Linked DNA regions of Homo sapiens: all the other regions are linked to region 3. Evidence: chromatin contacts called from ENCODE Hi-C data. All regions are on one chromosome and are shown on one strand. Each heading gives the region's core, a stretch centred on a gene start or an enhancer-like site at or near the end of the contact. The rest is flanking DNA. Distances are from core to core; before and after follow the strand shown. Region 1 holds the start of PLRG1 (pleiotropic regulator 1). Region 2 holds the start of NEK1 (NIMA related kinase 1). Region 3 holds the start of NAF1 (nuclear assembly factor 1 ribonucleoprotein).

Region 1 (4,169 bases), core at 262-2,761, 8.6 Mb before region 3:
TTCAACGACCTGAACACAAGGGTGTGTACAGAATGTTTCTGTACCTCCTAAAAAAAAAGAATGTAATTACACACCTATCTACAAATTACACAAATCATAACCTAAAGTCAGATTGATTATACACTTCACGTGTTTAAATATGTAAAAAGCTTTATACCACTCACCATAGCTACTTGTTGCAAGCTACAGGAGTCAAGTTCAGAGAAGAGGAGGAAGCTCCTCTTTGGCTAGAACCTCAGGTTTAGCAACTGAGTGATGCCGGAGTTTAACTTACTCAATAAATATTTACTGAGCTCCTACTGTGTGTCTGGCAGGTATTGTGCTAGAATCTCACAATAGAATGATAAAAAGGTGGTCATGGTCCCTGTGCTCAAGAGGAAACAGACAAATAAAAAGTAAAATAATTCCACATTTTGATAAGTGCTATGAAGGCAACAAGCAAGGCGCTGAGTCAGGGAATGAAGGACTAAGTATAATTGTGAAAGATTTCACTAAGGTGATATTTAAGCAGAAAGGGAGTTAGCCTTGCACAAAACAGAGGTAAGAACGAACCAGGCTGATGGAAATGTCATGTAAAAAAAAGTTCAGTTAACTGAAATAATACAAGGAGCGCAGTACAGCTGTGTATGGAGGATGAGATGGTGCTTTGTAGCTGCAAGGGTAGACAAGGTCCAGATTAGGTAAGGTCTTTTAGACTATTACAACAGCCTATATTTTGTTCTAGCAACATAGGGTCAGTAAAGGGTTTTAAACAAGAAAGGTATGAACAACTTACGTTTTAAACAGAACAACTTATAGAACAAAATGGAAGCAAGGAAACCAACCAACGGGGAGCTAATGCACCAGTCCAGGTGAAAGATGATGTTGGTCTCAATTAAGGTGGACTGCAGCGGATATGGAGAAGAGTGAATGGAATCAATAAACATGTGGGGTAAGATGGACAAGACCAGCTAACAGCGTTGGCTGTTCATGCCAGGGAAAGATGTAAAGAACGGCAAGTTTTTCTGGGGGTAGAGGTGAAATAAGAGACGACCTGAACGCAAGATAGAGAAGACTACCAATCTTTTAGGGCACAGACTCACTGACACTGCCCCGAGGGCGGCAAGTACCAGTGGTCGATCACCAACAGAGGCCCCGCCTCCGAGGACACTTTCCAGCTCCCAAGAGTCAAACGAGGACTGGACGAATTATCTCAGGCTTCGCGCCCAGGCTGAACCTCCGACTCGGGTTCTCATCCGGCTTCTACCCCTTCCCCGAAAACCCGAAGAAGAGACCACTCGGCCTTGGCCAAATAGCTCCCCTCGTAGCCTCTTTTCTCTCTGGACTCCAAGTACTCTCAATCCCCCACGCGCACTGCCAAAAAAAACAGTCCAGAGACAAACGACTCTTGAGAGCCCCAGTGTCACTTTACCTCGACCATGATGCTACCGTGTATCCCACCTCCGGCAGGGAAGAAACTCTAATCACTAACGCAGTACCCGCCGCCACAGCTGTGCAGCACCTTCCGGAATTGGGCGCCCAGGCGGCGGATGTGATGCAAGCTCTGCGCACGCGCGCTAGTCTCCCTCGGCCATCTAGGATCAGGAGGCGGGTCTCCCTCCTCGGGACCGCCTCTAGGGCGGAGTCTCGAGGCTGAAAGCCGGAGACTCCTGGAAGGGCCTGGGTGGAGGGTTTCACTCGTCCCTCTGAAGAAATCTTAGAATTATGTTTTCTGCCTTAGTTGGGGTCCTGGTTGTTCGTGCTGTATTCCCCGGAAGCTTAACGCTTTTTATTCAGAGAACCTAAGCGTCTGGAGAGCAAACTCCCGTGGGCTCTATCTAAGGCATTTCCACTACCTTGATCTCTTTGGAGGTCGCCTGCGTGCTTTGTGTCTCCTGGTTCTAATCCTGGCGAGAAGCACTTGGACACTTGTAGGCTTAACACCTGAAAACAATTTCGCTTAAACAGTCCAGTAAACACTTGTTAAGTGAACGTTGAGGAATAGCTGTTTTAATTTGGAAAATTTTGACATGTAGTTATAACAAAACCCCATATTTATTTTCTGCTAATAGATTTTTTTTTTTAATTTCTCAAAACTGCATAGCTCTTGTCCATTTCCTAGTTGCCTGCTGATTATTGTGGCTTCAACAATGCCAGGGTACAGCTTTTCAAAGCTGGTAGAAGACACAATTGGAGACTTTAGCCATTTTTATTTATACATATCCTTGTGCCAAGTATTGGTATTTTTGCTTTCTACCCTGGTAAAATCTGTGGTTTGTGATCAACCCTACCCAATTATTTTTCTATGTAAAAAAAAAAATGGATGGACTTAGGCATTTACAAACTTAAATAGACAAACATTTTACTGGCCCTGTTTCAGTTTCACTAATCCTGTCCTGAGAGCATACTGCTTACACTTTGAGAGGGGGAAAAAATCTAGCAAAAGAATAGCAATATAAATCAACCTTACTTGGAAATTCATTAAAAACATTAAGGTCATGGGTTTTTGTTTGAGACAGAGTTTCGCTCTTGTCGCCCAGGCTGGAGTGCCATGGCGCGATCTTGGCTCACTGCAACCTCAGCATCCCAGGTTCAAGCTATTCTCCTGCCTCAGCCTCTGGAGTAGCTGGGATTACAGGCGCCCGCCACCATGCCCGGCTAATTTTTGTATTTTTAGTAGAGACAGCGTTTCACCATGTTGGCCAGGCTGGTCTTGAACTCCTGACCTCAGGTGATCCGCCCGCCTCGGCCTCCCAAAGTGCTAGGATTACAGGCATGAGCCACTGAGCCCTGCCTTAAGGTCATGTTTTTACTTGAAGATACAGCATCTCTGAATTTAACTGTGAGTTTGGCCTAAGAATTGCTTTTCTGTAAAGGTGGCAGGTGATGGTATTTCCTTGCAAGAAAATACCATAATTGTAAAATATATACTTGATGAACTAAATAATATACTCACCTATTAATAATAACTATAGAAAATAACATGATTTGAAATGACAATAAAACCATAGAAACCTAAGCAAGACTAATATATATGGCAATATATTAATTGTCTAGTTGGATCTATTAACTTTTTACATATTTAATCATCCTGGAGACATTAATTTAATTTCTCAATAACAACATGGTAATGATTGAGGTAAATTGCCTCGAATTTGCTCCTTTTAAAACACTGTCGTGAATTTATAGAATGATGTCATCCCCTTGAAAGTTTACAATATTTTAGATAAATATAGAACTCAAGTGACCCTATTATTTAGTTCAGGGATTCATGAATTATGTATATTGTAGGAAAATTTTGTATTTATATGGGAATATGTTTTATTTTCTGGAGAAAGGATCCACAAGTTTAATTGGATTCCTGAAAGGCTCCGTCATACACACATGGCCTGGCTGACACCCGAAGCTGCCTTATTTGAACAGCAGGTGTCACCACTGCTCTTTGTACGGGCCCTCAGGGCTGTCCTTAAAGCAGACACGGCAAGTAACTTATTAATATAAATTATTAGTATTATGTCTGTGTAAAACCAAGAATACAAGTTTTAAGGAAAGCCCTCCTTCTTTAGGCAAGATTTTTTAAACTCACCAATACAGAAACTCTTTTTATTCTCCTTCAAATATTGTCCTTTGCTCTTGAACAGTGATAGGTCATATGAGTATAGATTTGAGTGCCATTTTCATCAGCTTTTTATGATATTTTTATAGGAAGTGTTTTCTGATTCTTATAAAATAATAAATATTACTATTTATTTTTCTGTTTCAACTTAGAGGGTTAAATATACAAGCTTTAAAAAACACTATATGCAATGTTCTTTAGAGTTGTGTGGCTCAGTATGTCCATCCCTTAAATTTCATATTTGAAATTGTTCGTTAATTCAAAAGGAAGTAATCATGGGAGTTATCACTGTTTATTTGAATTTCTGAGGTCAAAACCTGTGAAAAATGATACTTGGACATTTCTTCCAAAACTTTGGTCTTTAATTGTTTAGCACAATGCTATGAATTTGCCTAAATACTAAGGTAGTGTTAGCAGATACTTTCTTGTAGCATAGTTGAAACAAGCTTCTGGGACTATAAGGAACAGTGAAGGGGCTGTTCTTCCTGTTAATGCCTGGAAAGACTTTGGGAATAATTAGATTGTACTATCAGTTATAAACTGTCAGTTATAAATATCTTAGCAAGGTGTATGT
Region 2 (4,289 bases), core at 464-2,963, 6.4 Mb after region 3:
TACATACAGTTCTGCCTAAGCAATAAATACCATCTTGAATAGTGGGAGGGGATCCATTTATCTTCTCAGGAAAAAAGTTCTTTATCTTCCTTTATTCGAAAAAGCAGAAAGCAAAAATGGAATTTCTATTAGACTTTTTTCAAAATATTTTTTCTTCTCTGTAAGTCTATTCAGACAATATTCAACAGATTTTGTAGTAGAAACTACCAACAGGTAAATAAAGAATGTACATTCGTGAAAAGGTGTCATGTTCATGACTTAGACTAGAAGGCAGGAGATTAGACAGGGCAAAATTTACTTGGAATACAATGTCAATGTACTATTCACACGACCTCAAAAGAACTTCTGTGGTCAAGTCCGACGACCTTTATTAAATTCCTGACAGTGACTTTTAACGTGAAAAAAACCTGTTTTCCCACAAAATAGGCTCCTTACATTTCACCTAGAACAATGGATATTTTAAGTGAAACAGATCTGTAGAACCTCTAAAACCAGACAAATGTAAACTAGAAACAAGGAGTTACTTCTCTCCAAATTTGGCTCCCCTCCATCAGCTCTACAATACTGCTGCATCATAAAAAAAGGTCATTAACTTAGATTGGATGCCACTTTTAATCCTTCATAAACATTTCTAATGAAACATACCAAGGCAATAAAAAATATTTCTGCTTCCTAAAGCAGATCTTAAAGAACAAAAAATAGGCCTGCAAAAAAAGTTATGATAAACTCTTAAAGTAGTACAACAATTAATGCCTTACATATGGAAACTGTGTCAAATCATGGAAACAGAAATCTAAGATTACAGGGTAACCAGCTAACTACTACTCATATTCGCTTCCTAATTAAAATTTATCAGTAATTTAAGATTGGACACAACATAAGCAATGCAAATGCTTGCTTATCCATACTAAGATTCCTATTATTTTAATCCCATTACCGCTCTAGTTTTTAAAAATACCGTAATGTCCAAGAATCGCTTTGTTAATACAGAGTGTCTTAGAGAATTAACATTTAAATGAGATTAAGGTATTTTCCCTGCAAACACTTAAGGTATCTGTGTAATCTCAATATAAGCAGTTCTACGCACATCTCATTTCCAGGATGATTTTTACCATTTTGCATGTCATTCCTTCCCCCAAGTGGAACTCACCTCAGTGACACAGGACGTTAGTAGGAATAACGGTGATGACTAATAAGCATCAGTCTAGGTGTGGCAGTCTTCCTACGGGGCTTAATAAAGCAGAGGTACCATCCCGCATTTTGAAAATGACATCCTGAAAGAGAAACCAAGACTGTCTAACCAGCAGCAGCTCACAGTCCAGACTGAAAGGGGGCACTGAGACTCTCCACACCTGACACTCGTCTTCAGTTGATACCACGGGTTTGACTCCGTCCTGTCTCGGGCGACGCCCGTAAGACAGGTCGACACTACCCCGACGAAACAAACAAACTGGTTTCTGAGCCCCGTAGAAACGGCGGGGTGCAGCAGGGGGAGTGCCTCCGTTACCGCCTCTCCAACTTCACAGAGGTCGTTGCTAGTGGCCACGGCGGGGTGGGGACGGGCGGCGTTCGGGACTGGGAAGCTACTTGACTGCCACGTGCTCCTGCCTCGCAACAGCGGCTCTAGATTCCGAGTTATGGGGACAACTGCTCGAGAGGCCAGGGTAGGGTAAGGACTCCGCAACCTAGGGTCCCAAAACCCTGGAGCGAATGCGGACTAAGGGAGAGCGGCCGGCGCGTCACCGGCGCTGGCGTGTGACGTCAGCGCGTGGAAGGCGGCACGCAGCGGAGGCGGCTGGGAAGGAGCAGTGAGGCTGGGCTAGAACCGTAGGGTCGGGCGGGGTGCTGTGCGAAGGGGCGGGCGGGGTGCTGTGCGAAGGGACGGGAGGGGCGGGCTCTGCAGGCGGGAAGACAGAAAGGACGAGACGGGAGAGATGAAAAGGATGGAGAGAGTGTAAAGCTGTTAAGAGTCATGCAGAGATGCGGGAGAGAACTCACTAGTTGAAACCAATTTGGAATATAAAGCATATAAAATTTTCCCACAGCTACTACACCGAGAAAGGGACTTTTTTATTTTACATGAAAGCGCACTACTTAGGGATGCCACATTTTAAAGAGCAATTTTGCTTTAAAAAGCAAGTCTTTTCCTATTATATCTTGGATGGTTGAAACAGAAGAATGTTTAAGTCTTGAGATATTTTTAAAAAGCTGTATGGGGTTTTCTACACCTTTACATCTAATGTATGTATAAATTACTTGTCTGTATGTTGAAGGGTTTGGAAATGTACAGCAGTCTAAGTACATTTTTTCACTGCAGGACTGGCGAAGGTAGGAAGAGATTCCCCTAAAACTATAATAAGGGATATCATCTGGCGTCATCCTGAGTGGCCCTACTCAGGGCAACTTTATTCCTAGGGACATTGAAAGATTTTGGCGGCTTTGCCAGACGATGGCGCTGCAAGTCACCCAACCTGAAAAGCTGGAGAGTTTGTTTTATCTCCTCTTCAATCGCCATACAGCTACAAAAGACTTATTTTCCTCATTCTTTCTACTTCTAGTCTACACTCCTGTGGGCCCTCCTACCCCCAGTTAGTAGGAATTATCATGTCTGAATGCACAATTGTAGTTCTACCCACATCCTTTTGTACATCAAAGTGAAGTGAAATGTTGCCAATTACTAATCTAAGCAAATTCTTTTTGCTGCTTACAGGAAGAATGGCTAGTCAGCTAACCTCCTTAGATAATTCTTTAGGCTCATGTCATAAACTATTGGTAGGACTACAAACTGCTACAGTCTTTCTAGAAGGTATGCTAGCAGTATGCATATCCTTTGACTCAGCAATTTAACTTCTGGAACAAGTGAGCAATGATTTATATACAAGGATAACCGTTATTGTTTATAACCAGAAAAACTAGAAATACTGTAAATGTATAACAATAAAGAATTGATTAAATTATAATATATCCAAACAATGAAATACTCTAAAGCCATTTAAAAGAGTAATCAAGATCTACTTTATTGACATACAAAGATACCATTGATATATTGATGAGTAAATAAAGCAGGTTACCTAAGAAGATTACCTGATTTCCCTTTCTGGTTTATATACCCCTGTACAATTGATTTTTTTTTTTATTTTTAAACAAGAGTGCTTTGGGGTTTCTTTTTCTTTAAATATTTTATTGGACTTTTCTTTCAAACAAAAAAGTTTTTGCTTCTTGCAACAAGCCAGTAACACAAGTACACAAAGATAAAGCCTATCGTCTCCTTCCCAGAGCTCTTCTGTGCTGTCCTCCACGAAACCAATGTTAACAGTTAATTAATATCATCTACATTTTTCTCTAAGTTCCTAAAAACATAAGCATGCATTTTTATATTTTATATATTAGTCTTAGTCTTTTATTTACTTATTTATTTTGGAGACAGGGTCTCATTCTGTTTCCCAAGCTGGAGTGCAGTGGCGCGATCTTAGCTCCCTGCAACCTCCGCCTTCCAGGCTCAAGTGATTCTCCCACTTCAGCCTCCCGAGCAGCTGGGACCATGGGTGCGTGCCATCACACCTGGCTAATTTCGGTATTTTTTTTGTAGAGATAGGGTTTTTGCCATGTTGCCCAGGCTTCTTGTGTGTGTGTTTTGTAGAGATGGGTTCTACCATGTTGCTCAGGCTGGTTTTGAACTCCTGAGCTCAAGTAATTCTGCCTGCTTTGGCCTCCCAAAGTGCTGGGATTACAGGCGTGAGCCACTGTGCCTAGCCGGGACTATAGTATACATATTATTTTGCAACGTACATTTTTAAATTTAATAGTATATGAACATCTATGCGGATATCAACTAATTCTTGTGAATGATATTGATATTTCATGATATGGCTATACCAAAATCTACTCCATTCAGTAGACATATTGTTTCCAATGGTATAATTACTTCTGTGGGATAGATTTCGAAAAGTAGGTTTGCTGGGTCAAAATGTATGCATATTTTTTCACTTTAACACTCCTATGTCTTGGTTATGAAAATTTCTTAACTCCTTATTAATAGTGGTAGTACAATATAGTAAATGGAAGGGGACTAGCAGTATACCTAAGCTATTCTACTAGATTTTTCAGAAATATATTCTGCCATGCATTCACAATTAAGCACTATATGTTAGATGATGGGGACAAACATATTCAAAGAATGGATATTGTTATTCCTTCTTTCTAGAAAGCAGGCAGCAAGGTGAAACAAAATAGAGAATAACAAATTAGAGCAAATGGTTGGTATAGAACTACACTATTTTCCCTTTGTG
Region 3 (4,483 bases), core at 1,984-4,483:
GTGCCAATAAATACCATTCTACAATTAACAAGTTTTCTCCAACTGTAATAATAAAAACACTCCAAAAACTTCAATAGGAATCCTAACAAGTTCAACCCTCTGAATTTCATCTTCTACTTCTCTAAATGCAGTCAATTAAAAAGTCAATTGCTATTGAGCAAAATTTTCTGACGTGCAGACCAAAAAAATTGATTTCAATTGCTATTGAAATTTCAATTGCTATTGAGCAAAATTTTCTGACGTGCAGACCAAAAAAAAAAGCAAATCTACATAAGAAATATCTTCTTCTAGGGAATGTAAAAAATGTAAAGTTCAAAGCTGAAGTTGATGCCATAATCGGAACAATTATCAAAGGTCAGCAGAGTTAGAAGCAACCTAAGAAATTATCCAGATCACTACTCTCTTTTACATAAGAAAGCCAAGGCATACCAAAAGCATGCCTATTAGGCTGAGAATAAATTTCAAATTTATGGAGCAGATATAGGCAAAATTAGATCAATACTGGTACCAGAATACGTTTTAAAACATGCAAACTAAGCTTAATAAATCTAAGTACTTACATTAAGAAGTAATTCATCTTTTGTTTTAAGAGGAAAATTCTTATTTTCCTTCTCAATTTGTAAATCATCATCTCCATCTGACAGCACTGGAGGAAGTGATATACAAGAGGAAGAAGACGACGATGAGGAAGATGAAGAGGAAGACGATGAACTTGAACTATCTGAATCTGTTTCACTGTAGGGAAGAAAACAGTTAAAAAAATAGTCCAGTATTATTATACTAATATTAAAATAAGATTATTCAATTAAGAAATATCAACTTTAATACAAGTTTACTATTGCTTATTCTAATATTAAAATAAGATTATGCAATTAAGAAATATCAACTTTACTACATGTTTACTACTGCTGTTCTAATTCAAAACTAGCACTTCAAAACTGATATGGTATTGGGAAAGTAGTATTTAGTTTACCAATAACATTTTCAAACCTTTGCCATAACCCAGATCCTCTTATTACAATACTCTCACATATCATACACCTGTCTGAATATAAGCAAGCATGTGACAAACCACTAAAAAAAGGGAATTCTGGGCATGGCACCTCTCTTAGTCACAACCACCAGATCGCTTAATTGCCAGATTGCTTAATGAGTTTCTTCTCAGGCTACAGACAACTTGGGAAATCCTCAGTTACGAAAGTATGTAGACCATTCTACTTTCTGAAAACTCACTTGGTCCTTATCTTCCACAGAAATTATCGTTAACAGCAACCACTGTCTCAGTTTAAATTTTGTTTGTTGGCTCCCCACTTGAAGCCCTTTTATATACTATTTTTAAGGGTTCCATCCTCACTTTCTCTTCTTTCGCTACTACTTTCATGGATAATCCCATACACATTAATGATTTCAGTCATCATCCATGTGAATTAACGCCTAAATCTTCAGCTATGACATCTCTAAACTCCATGTCCAATCTCTGACGGCATACTGGCCACCTTTGTACGAATGGCCTATACACCCACACTCATAGCAAGTTAAAACAAGAAAAAGTGCATTATACTAACTAAACCTGCTTCTTCAGTTTCCATTTGATTTCACTGCTGTTAACTGGCAAAAAGTTGTACCCCTTTTGACTTCTTCAAATATTTGGTATCCTCTGCCATCACCCACAGAGTCAGAAGTAGTATCCTGACACTAAGTTGGCCTATTATGACGCCATATCCCTTCTGCTTTCAAAACGTATCCCCAAATCATCTACCATTTACTTTTCTTTGCTAGTAAAATGAGCTCTGAAATCCCACAAGATGATTATACTGCAATCTTAGTACTGCCAAGAAATCCAACCTTGTTTACAGTTGTTACTTCCCCCTCCCAGTACATTTCATACCCTCTCCTTCTACTCAAATCCTTCAGCCTTCTTCACTTCCACTCTCCGCTGATGACTTCCCTGAAAACTAAACTTCTCACCTCCTCAACACGTGTCTATCTTGTTAACCTGTTCAGTACCCCACTCAACACACTCAACTATTTGTAGACAATGTTCAGTGTGGTTTAGTAACATCCCACATGCTGGAGTCCTCTCCAGCCCAGAGATTTCATATTTAAAAGACAGGTGTGGGGGCAAGGGGGAAAGGCTCTCACAAAACGTAAGAAGCATAAGATACTACTAAATAACACTGTTTGGCTACTTTCATAAACACGTGTTCCCTGCAAGGATTCTATAAATTAACGTAATCATCAAGAGCCAGCTTTGAAACACAAAAAATAATACTTTTCCTGATCCCCAATGTATGTGGTTCAAAAAACAAAGCCTAGATGTGATGATAAAAAAAAATCAGATCTGACACAAAACTCAACTATAACCACAAAAGTACAGCCTAAACTGAGTAGTTACGGAAATAACCTAAGATCCTCGGGTTTTCTAAAGTCTAACAAAAAATGATACGATCTATACATAGAACCCTTCAGGCCACCAAATTTAGGAAATAAGTCAGTACTAAGCTCAGATTCACAACGCGACCTGCTTTGAGAGGCAGCGAATAAGGGGCAGTCGGAGCCAATACTTCAACACGTGAGCCCGGAGCACCAACGACCTGCCCACCCTCCAGGGCCCACACAAGCAACCTCTAGGCTCCTAGGCCCCAGCCACCCCCGCCCGTCATACAAGACCTCTCCCCACAGCTCCGGGTCCCTTAGGCACCCGACCTGTCCGAGTCCGAATCCGAGTCCGAGGTCTCCAAGGAGTCCGGCGCCCGCGCAGGCTCTGCGGCTCCTGGGGAGGTGACGCAGTCTCCGCAGGCCGGCGATTCAGCCGGTGGCTGTGGCTGCGGCGCCGGGGTCCCGGCCGCGACGGCGTTCAGAACGGGCTGCAGAGGCTGCTCCCCGGCAGGCTTAACCTCCACGGTCTGCCCAGCGTCCGGGGACCCCTCAAACGACTGTAGCGGCGGCTGTGTCCCTGGCACAGGGGCAGAGCCCGGAGACGGAGCCGCCGGACCTTCCCCAACTCCAAAGTCGGTGCCATTGAATTTCAGAGTTTCCAGCTGAGCGGCGGCGGCCTCCACTACCTCCATCGCACCGCGCCAGAAACCGGGTCGGCCTCAGGATTGGGGCCCCTGGACAAGCTCACGGCTCTCTCCAGAAATAGAAAAACAACTTAGGCAACCGCAGCAACACTGCCTGGGCCCAACTTCCCGCGTTTCTCAGGTAACTACACGCGGAGGAGCCAAAAGACACGCCCCCGCCATTTACGCAGCAACGCTTTCCGAAGAGCGTGTGACGTATGTGGCGCGACGGCGCGACGGCGCTCGCGGGGGCAGGATACATGCGTCATATCTTCGAAAATCAGGATTAGGGGGTCGGGCGCCGTGGCTCACGCTCGTAATCCCAGCACTTTGGGAGACCGAGGTGGGCGGATCACAAGGTCAGGAGTTCACAGACCAGCCTGCCCAACATGGTGAAACCCCATCTCTACTAAAAATACAAAAATTAGCTGGGCATGGTGGCGCGTGCCTGTAATTCCCACTACTTGGGAGGCTGAGGCAGGAGAATCGCTTGAACCCAGCAGGCGGAAGTTGGAGTGAGCCGAGACCGCGCCACTGCACTCCAGCCTGGCGAGAAAGCGAGACTCCGTCTCAAAAAAAAATAATCAGGACTAGGGAGGCCCTAAATCGACCGTTTTCACTGCGTCATGTGAACCATTCAAGGCCTGAATGTCGGATTTTCCTATTGCTGCATGTGAACCAATTCTGCTTGAAGCGCCAAAATGAAGCAGGGATTATACAACAGGGGGGTGCCTGAAGAATGCTAAGTTCTGTACATCAGAAACTTGAGCCAGGAAGTCTTGACAAGACGCTAGTAACTTCATGAAAGTTAAATGAAGTTTATCCATCAATAGATCCATCTGTCGATAGATAGGGTATTAACCATTTTTTCAAAAATGTAACTACAACTATTCCATTTTCCTTTCTCCAAAGTACCCTCAAAGAGAGCAGTAATGGACAAAATTTTGCTGTGTTGTTCATGTTATGGTGATGTCTATATCATACTTAGCACTGTTTCGTAGTAGAGAGATGAGACTATGAGACTGAAATGTACTCACTTATTGTTGGAAACCACTAGTCTAAATTGTGGAGAAAGCAAGCAGAGTTCTTAGGACTGAGGAAGAGATCAGAATTTTCTGGTTTCCTATTAGGTCTTCAGTTTGAGGCATCAGTCCCTGTGTAGTAATAATAATCATTGATACCATTTGTTAAACATGCATATGTGCCAAGGACTGTGCTAAAGATTTTATAAATTATTCACTGAGAATTTAGTGTGTCATCTACAACAGTAGATCTTCATAGAAATGCAAGGCAAGTGTAATAAGAGTAAGGTTTTAAGAAGCTTACAATCTACTTGAAGTAGAGAAGGGCAATGCACAGGAGATAACTAGAAAAATATTTGAAATATGAAATAGAAAATCCAAGTGCAGCAGAAATGGGAA

The links. Hi-C counts contacts between places; a loop is a spot of excess contacts on that map. Pooled maps may share reads with other maps.
Region 1: a loop to region 3 is called in a pooled map, with 6 times the contacts of the local background. The contact joins the promoter of PLRG1 here to the promoter of NAF1 in region 3. A Hi-C loop is called at or near these places in 2 of 50 pooled maps.
Region 2: a map of naive thymus-derived CD4-positive, alpha-beta T cell shows a loop between it and region 3 (15-fold over the local background). The contact joins the promoter of NEK1 here to the promoter of NAF1 in region 3. A Hi-C loop is called at or near these places in 3 of 168 maps with a recorded cell type or tissue (naive thymus-derived CD4-positive, alpha-beta T cell and posterior vena cava) and 12 of 50 pooled maps.

The regions. Positions count from the first base shown.
Region 1 is chr4:154,548,889-154,553,057 of GRCh38, forward strand. It overlaps PLRG1 (pleiotropic regulator 1), which reads right to left and starts at 1,512. Exons shown (of 15, transcript NM_002669.4): 1 at 1,412-1,512; 2 at 1-47. The coding sequence starts at 1,420. RefSeq lists enhancers at 1,616-1,665, 1,686-1,845, 3,229-3,523.
Region 2 is chr4:169,610,870-169,615,158 of GRCh38, forward strand. It overlaps NEK1 (NIMA related kinase 1), which reads right to left and starts at 1,714. Exons shown (of 36, transcript NM_001199397.3): 1 at 1,353-1,714; 2 at 1,151-1,274. RefSeq lists enhancers at 1,187-1,306, 1,727-1,786.
Region 3 is chr4:163,163,657-163,168,139 of GRCh38, forward strand. NAF1 (nuclear assembly factor 1 ribonucleoprotein) reads right to left here and starts at 3,234. Exons shown (of 8, transcript NM_138386.3): 1 at 2,707-3,234; 2 at 561-735. The coding sequence starts at 3,071. RefSeq lists enhancers at 2,379-3,246, 2,738-2,817, 2,848-2,967, 2,988-3,187.